Regions from separate parts of the Homo sapiens genome. Here region 1 is linked to region 2. A link is a contact called in ENCODE Hi-C data. All regions are on one chromosome and are shown on one strand. The core of a region is the stretch at or near the end of the contact, and the rest is flanking DNA. Distances in the headings are between cores, read along the strand shown.

Region 1 (6,518 bases), core at 1,192-3,691, 3.8 Mb before region 2:
ATTGTCCAGGCTGGAGGGCAATGGCACGATCTCCACTCACTGCAACCTCCACCACCCGGGTTCAAGTGATTCTCCTGCCTCAGCCTCCCAGGTAGCTGGGATTACATGCATGTGCCACCACGCCCGGCTAACTTCTGTATTTTTAGCAGAGACGGGGTTTCACTGTGTTGGCCAGGCTGGTCTCAAACTCCTGACCTCAAGTGATCTGTCCACCTTGGCCTCCCAAAGTGCTGGAATTATAGGCATGAGCCACAACACCCGGCCCAAGATTTTTTTTAAAGAAAGAATACTATTTTCATATGTGTACAGTCACATTTAAAATATACTACCTTAGTTATACTTAAATTTTAATTCATTCAGCTTATCAATAATTTTTTTTTTTTTAAGTAAAGAAACCAGGCAGGTGCGGTGGCTCACGCCTATAATCTCAGCACCTTGGGAGACTGACGTGGGCAGACCACTTGAGCCCAGGAGTTCAAGACCAGCCTGGGCAACATGGCGAAATCCCCTACAACAATACAAAAATTAGCCTGGTGTGGTGGTGCACGCGTGTGTGTGGTCCTAGCTACTTCAGAGACTGAGGTGGGCGAATCGCTTGAGCCTAGGAGGCAGAGGTTGCAGTGAGCCCAGATCGCACCACTGCACTCCATCCAGCCTGGGCTACAAAGTGAGACCCTGTCTCCAAAAAACAAAATAAAGAGTTAACAGAAATTAAGGCAAGCATTAAGCCCTCTCACTTTCCTACTCCCAAACAAGTTTTGCTTTACTTGCGACAGAAATCACACTTGAGTAAGGCTGAACTGTCACTTGCTTAGCATATGCAAAATCAAACAAAAAAAGTAATGCATTTTAAAGAAATAAAATCAATAAACTTTTTAGATCACATAAAATGCACCTAGTTTTAATCTCAAACCATATATATTACGCATTTCTTAGAGCCCAGTTTCACCTGCTTAATAACCTAGGCCCTGTTTGTCCCAGGGGGCGCAGAATCTCCAGATGTCCTCAGGGGTCATGTGCCAAACCAGACACTGCCAGGGAGAGGTACAGGGTAGGGAAGAGGGAGTAAAAGTTCACGGGGTTGGGGGGGCCGAGATGGAGGGAAGTGAACAGGACGTCTGACAAGGGGCTTTTAGTAACTTGAGGCAGGGAAGGTGTATTTGGTGCAAACACCAATCATTTTTAAGAAAAGGTTAAAGGTTTACAATGTTCAGTAAGATGTATGAACAACAACAAAAAAGTCACTATGACTCTGAATCTGAAATATTAATCAAACTTCTAAGACTCGACCAAGTTCTCCATTCAACGGTGAAAAAGGAAAGCTACATAGCTTTTTAACTTTAAGGTGACAGGTAAGCTTCATGGGAAGCTGGGGTGGGAGGCACTTCCCAGTTCCCTCCCACCACCCTAAAACTTTGTGCCTGGGCCAATTTGAGAGTATGATTTAAGGAAAAGACCAGTGAACTTCAAGTAATACCATGAAGTTCAAGACTAAAATCTGGAATAGAGACCTTAAAATATATCAGTAGAGAAAGTAGCAGTACCTCACAGTAAAATTCAAGGATTTTAGAACCGCAGAAAGCAGACCTTAAGAATCAGGGAGCCGAGGCAACCAGCTCGCTCAAGAGCGCACCGCCGATGAAACGCAGAGCCTGGTGGGGGCCGAGGCCCCGACCCAGCCCTAGGCGCGTTCCCAGCCTCTGGGCCATTGTGCCGCGCTGCCCGAGCGCACGATATGGACTCCGTTCCCGTCCCCGGCTCCGCCGCGGTCTCCTCAGTTCCGCCCCAGGCAGGAGGCAGCCCCGGGCTTCGGTTCCGCCCCGGGCAGGAGGCAGCCCCAGGCGCTGGGTTCGGAGGACCCGGCCGCCCGTGACCTTGGTGACTTACATAAGTCCCGCCGCGGGCCCGACGCCTCCGCCCGTGCCCCGCGGGCCGGGACAGCGGACAGAGGACGGCCGCCCCCCGATCACGGCCCCCAGCTCGGCCCCTGGCCCCTGCCCCGCCCGGCCCCCATCCTCCTGCCTGCCTTCCACGGACGCTTGGGGCCCGGAGGCCGCGCGCGGCCGGGCTGGGAGCTGTCCGCGAGGGTCCCGGGGCGGGGCGCGGCGCGGGGCTCACCTTCGGCCACGTCCTCGTCGATGGCCCCCTTGACCTGCGAGAAGCACCACTGGAAGTCGTTGCCGCCCGCGGGGCAGCCGCCGCCTCCGGCTCCTGCAAACACAACGGGGCGGTCAGGCCGGCCGCGGCCCCCGCCCGCCCCCGTGGTCCCCGCCGGCCCGCGCAGACCCCTCACCTGCCATGGCAGCCGGCGGCGGGACGGGCGGGGACCGCGGCAGACCAGGGAGACGGCCTCCGCGCCGCTGCAGCCGAGCGCTCAGCCCCGGGGCCGCCACCACCGCCGGCGCCGCCGCCGCCGCCGCCGCCGCCGGGGAGGGATTTTTTTCCCTTTTCAAAATGGCGCCCAATGCCCGTCGCCCCGCTCGATGACGTCATCGCCCTCCGCCTCCTCGGACGGGCAGCGGACGGGGCGGGCCGCGGGGGCTGCCGGGGGCGCCCAATGCGCCTGCGCCCGGCGCCGCTCGGCTGTAGGGGGGAAGGGACGCCTGGGCGACTGCGGAGGGAAGCCGGGGTCGCCGGGCGCAGGCCAGCTCCTCGGCCCTCGGCCCTAGGCCTCCCGCAGTGGTCCGGTGTGCACCCGGCGCTCCCCAGAAGACTAGCGCCGCCGGCCGCCCCTACTCTCCGGGGACTCCCGGAGAGCCTAAGCTGCGGCCGGACACGCCTTCAGGGCGCCGCTTGGCCGGACACGCCCCCATCCCGCATCGGCCAATGGAAACGTGGGTTCTCCGTGGAACCGCCAATGGAGGACGCGCTTGGCGGCGGTGGGCGGGCATGTGGGCCGGCCTCACCTGAGCGCGCCGTACCTGAGCGCTGCCTCCCGCCCACTGCCCCCGACGCGGAGTCTCGCTCTGTTCCCCGGGCTGGAGTGCGGGGGCGCGATCTCGACTCCCTAAAAGCCTCGACCTCCTGGGCTCAATCCATCCTACTGCTTCAGCCTCGGAAGTAGCTGCGAGCACAGGCACGCGCCGCCAGGCTCGCTGATTTTTAAATTTTTTGTAGAGACGGGGGTCTATGTTGCTCAGGCTGGTCTCGAACTCCTGGGCTCGAGCCATCTGCCGGCCTCGGTCTCCCAATCCTGTCCACCTCCCTTTCGGAGCGCACCGTTGCTCACCAGATGGCTACCTTAGGGGTTCTTGGAGCTCCCAGTGCAGTCTTAGGGAAACAGGGCCGATCGTTTCATTTGCGGGTGGTTTTCTCTGGCATACTGAGCGATCATGGGTGCTCCTCGACTTACAGTGGGGCTACCCTCCCCGCAAATAAGCCCTTCCTAAGTCAAAAATGCATCTAATACCCAATCTACCCGTCGTAAAGTTGAAAAATCTGAAGTCGAGCTATCATCAGGGGGACTGTCCCTATGGGATTGATGTCCGGAATCAGAACTTCTTTCAGGGTAGCTGCGGTGGGCACTGATGGTATTGCACCACTAAAAGACAGTCGCTGCAAATCAGGAACATTCGTCCACTCCATTAATATTATTTATTGACAGCTCCTGCCACGTGCGGCACACTCCACAGCCCTGGGGGTGAGAGGTTAACAGAGCAGAGAAATCTCAGCCCTGGTAGAGCTTACCTTTCAGTGGGGGAGACAGACAATAAGGAAATAAATACATAATAAGTCGGAGCTGGAGAGAAAAATCAGGGAAGAAGGAAATGTGTATGGGGAGAGTTGGAGTCTTGCACGGGGTGACTGGAGAAGACTCAAGGATAAAGAGCAAACCATGCAGACGTCTAGGAAAGCTTGGCCAGGAAGGGGAGACCACCAAGTGCCAGGACAGGAAGGAGGGCCATGCCTGGCATGGGCAGGAGGCAGCCAGAAGCTGCGTGGGTGCAGAGTGAGTGGAGGGGAGGCCAGGGGTTGGAGTCAAGGCAGGGAGGTAAGTGGAGGAGGATGGACAGTGGGCAGGCCATTTAGGGGACTTGGACTCTGAATGAGATGGGCTCATGAACAGAAGACGATCGTGATGGACTTGGGCTTTTGGATGCTCTGCTGAGAATAGCTTGTGGGGACCCAAAGAGGGGAAGCAGGGAGACCAATCAGGTGGCCAGCTGGGCTGACCAGGCATGGGGATGAGGATAGAGTGGTGAACATGGGGTGGGGTGGTGAGAACCAGTCAGATTTCAGAGAAAAGTGCTTCGACAGCAGAGCCCCTGGGATTTGCTGATGGAAAAGATGCGGTGTGAGAGAAAGCAGGGACTTAGGAATGCCTGCTCTCGGGTGGTCTGAGCACCTGGAAGGATGGAGTTTCTGCAGCAGAAGGCACAGCTGGGTGGGGGCGGTGCAGCCCGACCAGAGGTTCGCTGTCAACACATAGTGCTGTTGCACAGACAGGCTGGGAGCACACAGGGAAGTCAGAGCCAGAGCATCAAGGTGAGAGCATTTAGAGGTCATTTCAAGTCAGGAAACTGGGTGAGGTCACCTCAGGAGGGAGGACAGATGGGGGACAGGACCAAGGACAGAGCCCTGAAGGGGTGAGGACGTGGAGGATGAGTGAGCAGCCTGCGAGGTGGGCTCCTGGAGAACCCATCTCCAGGATCCACTGAAGACAGGAGGGAGTGGCTGCTCTGTGATGCTATGTGATGAGTATACAGGAGTGACCATTTGGTTGTAGGGACTGGGAGGCCATTACTGACTTGGACGGAGCGGTGGCTATGGAATGGACTCAGATCACAAGTTTGCAGAGGGCTCTGGGGACAGTGGCAGGAGAGGAACTAGAGGCAGTGAATACCTACTTCTCTGTTGAGGAGAAGAAGAGCAGAAAAATGGGGCTGTAATCTTGTTTTTAAAATGTAGATTTAGCCTATCTGCCCAGGAAGACACTTGAAAACCTGAATTAATGACCAGATCTCTTTTATTTGTTAACTTAAAAACCTGACAATTTATAAATTTAGAAAAAGAGGAACTTTATTTCTTATAAATGGTTACAGCCAGCAAGGTGGCCATCCCCCAGGCCAAGATGGGAGATGGCTCTTCGTAGGAGGAGGAGTTGGGGCAGGAGCTCTATGCTGAACGGGTTGGCTAAACATACATAGACAACAGGCTTTGGGAGGAGCTATGAATACTCAGGAAGGGGCTCCTGACACGTGTATTATGTAACATAGGACCCAATCTCACTCTGTCGGGGAGACTAAACATTTGAATATATTACGACTGTAATCCCAGCACTTTGGGAGGCCAAGTCTGGCAGGTTACCTGAGGTCAGGAGTTCGAGATCAGCCTGGCTAACATGGCGAAACCCCCTGTCTACTAAAAATACAAAAATTAGCTGGGCGTGGTGGCGCCCGTATGTCTGTAGTCCTAGCTACTTGGGAGGCTGAGACAGGAGAATCCCTCCAACCTGGGAAGCAGAGGTTGCAGTGAGCCGAGATCGTGCCGTTACACTCCAGCCTGGGCGACAGAGCGAGACTCCGTCTCTAAATAAATAAATAAATAAATAAATAAGTAAATTAGGACTAGGCCCTGTACCTCAAGAGGTCTTTTCAGGACAGGAAGGCATGCAGATGTGCAACCTCTGTAAACCGGCCAGAACCAGTCCAAGGTCGGTGGTTTCTTATCAGGAGACAGTTACAGTCTTCTGTCCAATGAAAGCTGTAGTTACGGCTGCTGGAGCAGGGCTGGGGGTCACTTAGTGGCTGGTGGAGCTGCAGTTGCTTAATGTTGCTCCTATCAAGGCCAGTGCTTATTTAGCTGCTGGAGGGAAGGAAAACCCAACAGCAGTGGGAACGACGTTTTCTCTGTAAGTGTGCGGTGCGTGGCTTCACCCTCCCCCCGCACGGCCTTAGGCCCTGTTTATGATTTGGCATCTTACTGCCACAGAGTCCGTTCTGTCAGTCTTATGGTCTCTAGTTTAACGTTAACGCTGGTCTGTTGTGTCCAAACCACAAAAGGGCGGGGGTATCAGGAGGCCTGTCTGACCTCCCATCCCCCATTATAGCCTCAGTGTTGAGGTTTTCCTGGGGCCCCCCCTGGCCACAGGGGTGTTCGTTCAGCCAGTGGGGGATGTAGGATTTTATTCTTAGTTCCTATGTAACTGCTTTAATGTGTGTTAAATATGTCTTTTGAAGTGATGACAAGATAATTAGTTTTTGTTTAGAATGTATTTTCTGGTTCATTAGCTCCCATTAAATTAAACTAAAAACAAGATATAGCCACAAAAGTAACATATTCCTGAGACTGGGGGGCTGCCTTCCCTGCGTCCCACTGTGCATCAGCTGACCAGCAAGAGATTTTTAACTATTTTTTAAAAAGAGATTTTTAACTATTCTTCTTATGATGCTAAAAACTTAAAATATTTGGCTAAACCACAATGACTTTTGCGCCAACCTAATAGCTCAATGAATTTCTCTGTTTGGATTCTAATTGGTGTTTACAAGTTTCTGAGTATTGACAGCAATTTTATTTTT
Region 2 (6,248 bases), core at 1,733-4,232:
ACTATATATAGAGACAGTATACTATATATATACACACATATATATACATATATACATATATATAGCGACAGTATACTATATATATACACACACACACACACACACATACATATATATACACACACACATAATATATATATATATATAAACTGTGCGTGGTGGCTCACACCTGTAGTCCTAGCTACTCAGGGGGCCGAGGCAGGAGAATTGCTTGAACTCAGGAGCCAGAGGTTGCAGTGAGCCAAGACTGTGCCACTGCACTCCAGCCTGGGTGACAGAGTGAGACTCAGTCTCAAAAAAAAAAAAGTGAAACCCCATCTCCACTAAAAATACAAAAAAAAAAAATAGCTGGGCTTAGCAGCAGACACCTGTAATCCCAGCTACTTGGGAGGCTGAGGCAGGAGAATCGCTTGAACCTGGGAGGCGGAGGTTGCAGTAAGCAGAGATTGCACCACTGCACTCCAGCCCGGGGGACAGAGTGAGACTTCATCTCAAAAAAGAAAAACAACAACAGCAACAACAGAAAAGAAGTAACTCAAAATGTTTCAAAGAAGTAACTCAAAATGTTTTTCTTTCTTTCTTCCTTTTTCTTCTCTCTTTCTTTCTTTTTCTCCTCTCTTTTTCTTCTCTCTCTCTTTCTTTCTTTCTTTTTCTTTCTTTCTTTCCTTCGTTCTTTCTTTCTGTCTCTCTCTCTTTTCTATTTTTTTTTTTTGATGGAGTCTCGCTCTGTTGCCCAGGCTGAAGCGCAGTGGCGTGACCTTGGCTTACTGCAACCACTGCCTCCCGGGTTCAAGTGATTCTCCTGCCTCAGCCTTCCGAGTAGCTGGGACTACAGGCGTGTGCCACTACACCCGACTAATTTTTGTATTTTTAGTAGAGATGGGGTTTCACCATATTGGTCAGTCTGGTCTTGAATTCCTGACCTCATGATCCACCCACCTTGGCCTCCCAAAGTGCTGGGATTACAAGCATGAGCCCCTGCGCCTGGCCTAGCACCTTCTAGTTCTAATTAGGCTGCATCCATGAGGGTGGAAGAACTGTCTCTGGAAACAAGCAGTAATTAGGATGAGAAAAGTTGTGTTTTATGGGGTTATGCAGTGGTGGGCTTTGTTTGATCGTTTAATGGGGGAAAACATGGAAACTCATGCCCCCTAAAACGTTTATATAATAGTATCCCCGCACTGAATTTTTCTACGTCAGACTTGGCCCATACAATTTAGAGTTGCTGTCCTGTGCTTTTATGTTGCTTTCCCAGTTTCTCTATTTCCATCAGCAGCTGATATCTTTGTAGTTGCTCTAGAGCAGAGGGCTCAGTCTTTTCAATCTTGTGGTCCCTTTACACTCTTAAGAATTATTGAGAACCACCAGGAATTTTTGTTAATGTGGATGGGTTATATCTAGCTATATTTATATATTTTAAGTTAAGGCTAAGGAATTTAAAAATATTCATTTATTGATTCATTTTAAGATAGTGATGCACCTATTTCATGCTAACACCAATAACTTATTTTTATGGAAAAAAAACAACAAAATGAAAACAGCGCTTTAGTTCACATTTTTGCAAATCTCTGTAATACCTGGTTGAAACGGAGACAGTGGGAGTCTCCTCACTGCTTCTGCATTTGCAGAACCACACCCCACACTCTTGGGAGCATGAGAATGAGAAGGGCAAGTAACACAGAGGGTCATTAGATAAATGGTTTTGACCTTATGGACTCTCTGAAAGGAATAGGAAGTCCTCAGGGGTCCCCTGCATCGAGGCCTCCCTGATCAAGGGAGCCAAGCTCCAAGGGTTGCTGGGGAGCTGGAGGAGGTGAGATGGGGCAGAGAGGCCGTTGTCACCAAAAGCGTGTTTAGGCTCCATTCACTTCACCCCAGGTGGCCTACTGAGCCCACATGGCCACCAGCGCAACTGAAGCAGACCCCGATAGAATCCTGTGTAGAATTATTTTAGGATTCACCCATCTTGGCATGCACAAGCCATTTCAATTGAAGAATGTTTTCTAATAACAAAACATTGTAAACCTAAGTATGTGGCAATAGTAATGATTAAGTAAATTATGGTTTCCCGAAGCCCAGTGCTCTGCAGCCATCAGAGAGTAAAAGCGAGAATGTGTTCAGTGGAGATAGCCTCAGGATATTTAAAAGCAGAGAGCACAAAGTATAGAATCGTGTTGTGTATGTTATGACCTTTTTTTCTGTGCTTTTGAAAAAGAGAATACACGTATAGCAGGAAAAGACACACCAAACTACTTTATATAATTGGTTGTTTTTGTGTTTGGTAAGATGTATGCACTGAAGAGGAAGGTTTCGATTTTTTTTTTTTTTTTTTTTTTTTTTTTGAGACAGGGCTTTGCTCTGTCGCCCAGGCTGGAGTGCAGTGGCGCGATCTCAGCTCACTGCAGCCTCGACCGCCCCGGCTCAAGCGATCCTCCCACCTCAGCTGTCCCAGTAGCTAGAACTACAGGGGCGCCACCACGCCTGGCGAATTTTTTGTAGAGATGGGTTCTCTCCAGGTGGCCCAGGCTGGTTCTGAACTCCCGGGCTCAAGGGATCTTCCTGCTTCAGCTTCCCAAAGTGCGGGGATTACCGGCGTGAGCCACCGCGTCCCGCCTGTTTTTAATTTTTAGCAGTTTTAAATCTTCTGGCAATGAGTAATGTTATAGTGTCCCAGATGTTTGGTCCTTTAAGAAAAGGATAGCAGGACGGGTTATCTCGGTGGGAGCGTGTTCCACCTCTGCCCTCCGCCAGCCGCCCTCGCCGGGGATGCACCCAGGTATTTTCCTCCGGATGCGTGAGTGGCTCGCCCGCGGACACGCCAGCCCCGCCCCGCGAGCCCGGTTTCCCCGCCCCCTCCCCGCCCACGCCCTGCGCTCCCTTCCTATTGGTCCCATGCCGCGCTTTCCCGTTCAATCGCAGCGCTTAGCGCCAGAATTTGAATCTTCGTTTTCGTTTGAATTGGGCGGGCGCGCCGGGCTGGAAGAAGGAAGTGGAGGGCTGACGCTGCGGGCGGGCGGGCGGGCGGGAGGACTCGACTCGGTGGGAGCCGCTAGAGCCGGGCGCCCGGGGACGTAGCCTGTAGGGCCACCGGGTCCCCGTCAGAGGCGGCGGCGGGAGCAGCGGGGACTGCAGGCCGGGGTGCAGCGAACGCGACCCCGCGGGCTGCGGCCCGGTGTGTGCGGAGCGTGGCGGGCGCAGCTTACCGGGCGGAGGTGAGCGCGGCGCCGGCTCCTCCTGCGGCGGACTTTGGGTGCGACTTGACGAGCGGTGGTTCGACAAGTGGCCTTGCGGGCCGGATCGTCCCAGGTGAGCTGCGGCCGGGACTCCTGGGAGCTGTCCGGGGTCGAGGGCTGAGCCGCGGGGACCCCCCGAGCTCTGCGGGGACGGGCAGGGGACAGACGCGCGGCCTGGGCCCGACTCCTCCTGGGCTCTGGCGAGGGCGTCTCGGTGGAAGCTCCCAGGAGGCGCAGGCGCTGGCGACAACACCCCAGCTGCCGGACTTTGGGGCGCCGGGGGCTGCGGTCGGATCGTCCTGGGGTCCCCGCTAGCTAGCTGCGGTGTGCGCTTCTGTGGCCGGGGATAGGTGAATTGGGCACGGGGCCCTTCTTAGCTCCTTTGCTATCAGAGTAACTCGCACCTCTTTTGCAGTGGAAGAGTTGTAAATTTGCTTCTGGCCTTCCCCTACGGATTATACCTGGCCTTCCCCTACGGATTATACTCAACTTACTGTTTAGAAAATGTGGCCCACGAGACGCCTGGTTACTATCAAAAGGAGCGGGGTCGACGGTCCCCACTTTCCCCTGAGCCTCAGCACCTGCTTGTTTGGAAGGTGAGCCCCGCGGGCGCGCGCGGACGTTTTAGCTGAGAAAGAGGAAAATACCTTAGTCACAGAATAAAGTCCAGAAACGCGCTCTAGGATTGGGTCCTGCCGTCACTTTTCCTTGGTGCTTCTCCCATTCGTTACTAAGTTGACATAGTTGTGTTTTTTTGTTTTGTAAGTATAAATTTGATGCTAGTTTGTATGTTTAAGTGGTTTTAAAAATCAAGCCAATTAAAAAAATCGATTTGCTAATGTTGCGGTAAAGAAAGATGTAGATGATCTTCATATGTCACTGGCTGCAGGCAGGCGTCTGAAGACACTGTGCGCCCCCGGGTGCCTCCACAGTGGGCATCCCTGGCCACTGGGGACACAGAGAATGAAGGAAGGAAGCCATACACTTGTCTCTTGGCTCCTTGTGGCAATAGGAAAATGGGACAGAAAGTCTTCCTGCCTGGAATTCGAGAACGTTTCCTCTTATATTGCTGTCCTGTTTGGTGGTGGTAATAACCCTGTCCCTGTATAACAGGTATAGTTGCTGACAGTGCCCCATCAGCCTCTGACATGTGTCCCACTAGAGGCCTGAGAAGGGGGGTCATTTCCCGTGTGGTCATTTCCCAGACCACACGGGATTCAGGCCTCACCCTGTCCTCCCAACCCCATCCCGGCCTCACCCTGTCCTCCCAACCCCATCCCCTACCTTGTTCCTCCCGCCTAAGGCATTCCAAGCCTTTGTTCACCTTGGTACTTCTTACACACTTGGAAGTTTACAATGGGAAAGTTCTCCCCTTCCTCAAGCTTGTGTGATTTCCATCATTCAGGCATCAGGTGAAATGTCACCTCTGAGGAAGCCTTGCATGAAAACTTGTATTTCCAACCCCACAGCTTCAGGGGTGAGTTGTGGGTTTGTCTCCCACTAGGCTGAGCTCCCCAAAGGCAAAGACTGTCTTGTTACTAATCACGTGTGTAGGGCCAGGGATGGTGTCTGGCATAGGGGGTGTGATCAATACCTAGCATTCTGGCAAGGGTCAGTAGAAACATGGGCTGGAGCCATGGATTTGCAATCTCTTGAGAACAGTGGTTCTCACAGGAGGGTCATCTAACCTTCCAGGATTCATTTGAATTTCCATGTCACAATATAGGACAGGGGCATGCGCTGTCATCGCGGAGGAGAGGTCAGGGTGGGCATCCTACCAGGCTCAGGGCAGCCCCCACAATACAGAAGCATCTGGCCCAAGATGTCAACAGTGCCAAAGCTCAGAAACACCCATCTATAGTCGTCCTCCTGCCAAACAAATTCTCAGTTGTAAGGGATAGTCTTTCCTTTGCTCTGATGTCCTGTTACCTTAAAATCAAATTATTTTATTGGGGTTAAGGAAGCTTTTCACTTTCCATAGATACCTTTCTCTTGAAAAGGAAAAATATAAACATTTCATCTCCAGTGGCAGTCCTTTTGCTTTTTTATACAGTACTCCTTGAATATATCTTCATGCAAGATTTTATAATTTAGAAATAATTCCTAAGTGTTTGGTCACATGACCTGGGTAGGAAGAGAGATTCTTAGACTCCAAAGGTTCAGATGGAGAACAGACAGGCCATTGCATAGTTTATTCAAATTTTTAAGATCACAGGCTAGAACAGGAACACTGAAGACTCCAAGAACCTACTAACAAACTCTTCTGATTATTAGTTTGTATAGGTTTAGGAATTGTCTCTTCTGCTACTTTGCCATGGTGTTAGCTTTCTGTGGAAAAACAAGTTGAATTTAGATTTTTTTTTTGTGTCGCTTGCAAATTAGTATTTTTATTGTTTAGAGACTTGAATCTGTCAGTAAATTCAGTGTAGTTTTAAAACAACAATGAAAAGCTTACCCATAATGAGCATTTACTATGTGCTAGGCAAATTAGTGACATGTACAACCATTTAATTGAACATCACATGATGTAGGTTCTAATGTAATTTCTTTATTGTATATGAAGAAACTGATGCACAGAAGTGCTAGCATCAAATAAGCACATTTGGGGATGATTAAACCTCTAAACATATTTAACATTACAAACAAACGTTTTTGAAAAAGCACAGAGTATTAAAAATAGTCATTATCCAAAATTGATGTAAGTATTCCTTTGTGTCTTTTAAGTATAGCTTTTCATATAAAAGGTAATTCGATTTGTGTTCTAGTGTTTTCCCTTGTTTTTACATACTCTCTGTTTTAAAGATCTAATAGTTACATGTTTAATACTTCCAAAAGTTCTTTGCAAAATGCAAGATCGTTTACATTGCCCATTTTGTTTGTTACTCCTTTATGTCATATTTACAGATCAAACATTCTAGTCAAATTGTGTTTTATTTTGGGAAATTGAGGTAATCTTTTAAAAAGTTGCAGCAACCAAAAAAACCTTCTTCTTTTGCATGAAGGGGTATTGAATGT

The links. Hi-C counts contacts between places; a loop is a spot of excess contacts on that map. Pooled maps may share reads with other maps.
Region 1: a loop to region 2 is called in a map of naive thymus-derived CD4-positive, alpha-beta T cell, with 5 times the contacts of the local background. The contact joins the promoter of PPP2R2D here to the promoter of MKI67 in region 2. A Hi-C loop is called at or near these places in 1 of 168 maps with a recorded cell type or tissue (naive thymus-derived CD4-positive, alpha-beta T cell), 6 of 37 single-sample maps with no recorded cell type and 10 of 50 pooled maps.

Annotation. Positions count from the first base shown.
Region 1 is chr10:131,896,931-131,903,448 of GRCh38, reverse strand. PPP2R2D (protein phosphatase 2 regulatory subunit Bdelta) reads right to left here and starts at 2,441. Exons shown (of 9, transcript NM_018461.5): 1 at 2,294-2,441; 2 at 2,119-2,211. The coding sequence starts at 2,300. RefSeq lists silencers at 1,632-1,681, 1,862-2,261, 2,332-2,841 and an enhancer at 3,082-3,181.
Region 2 is chr10:128,123,157-128,129,404 of GRCh38, reverse strand. It overlaps MKI67 (marker of proliferation Ki-67), which reads left to right and starts at 2,982. Exons shown (of 15, transcript NM_002417.5): 1 at 2,982-3,306; 2 at 3,649-3,829; 3 at 6,236-6,248. The coding sequence starts at 3,738. RefSeq lists an enhancer at 2,493-2,722 and a silencer at 2,833-3,202.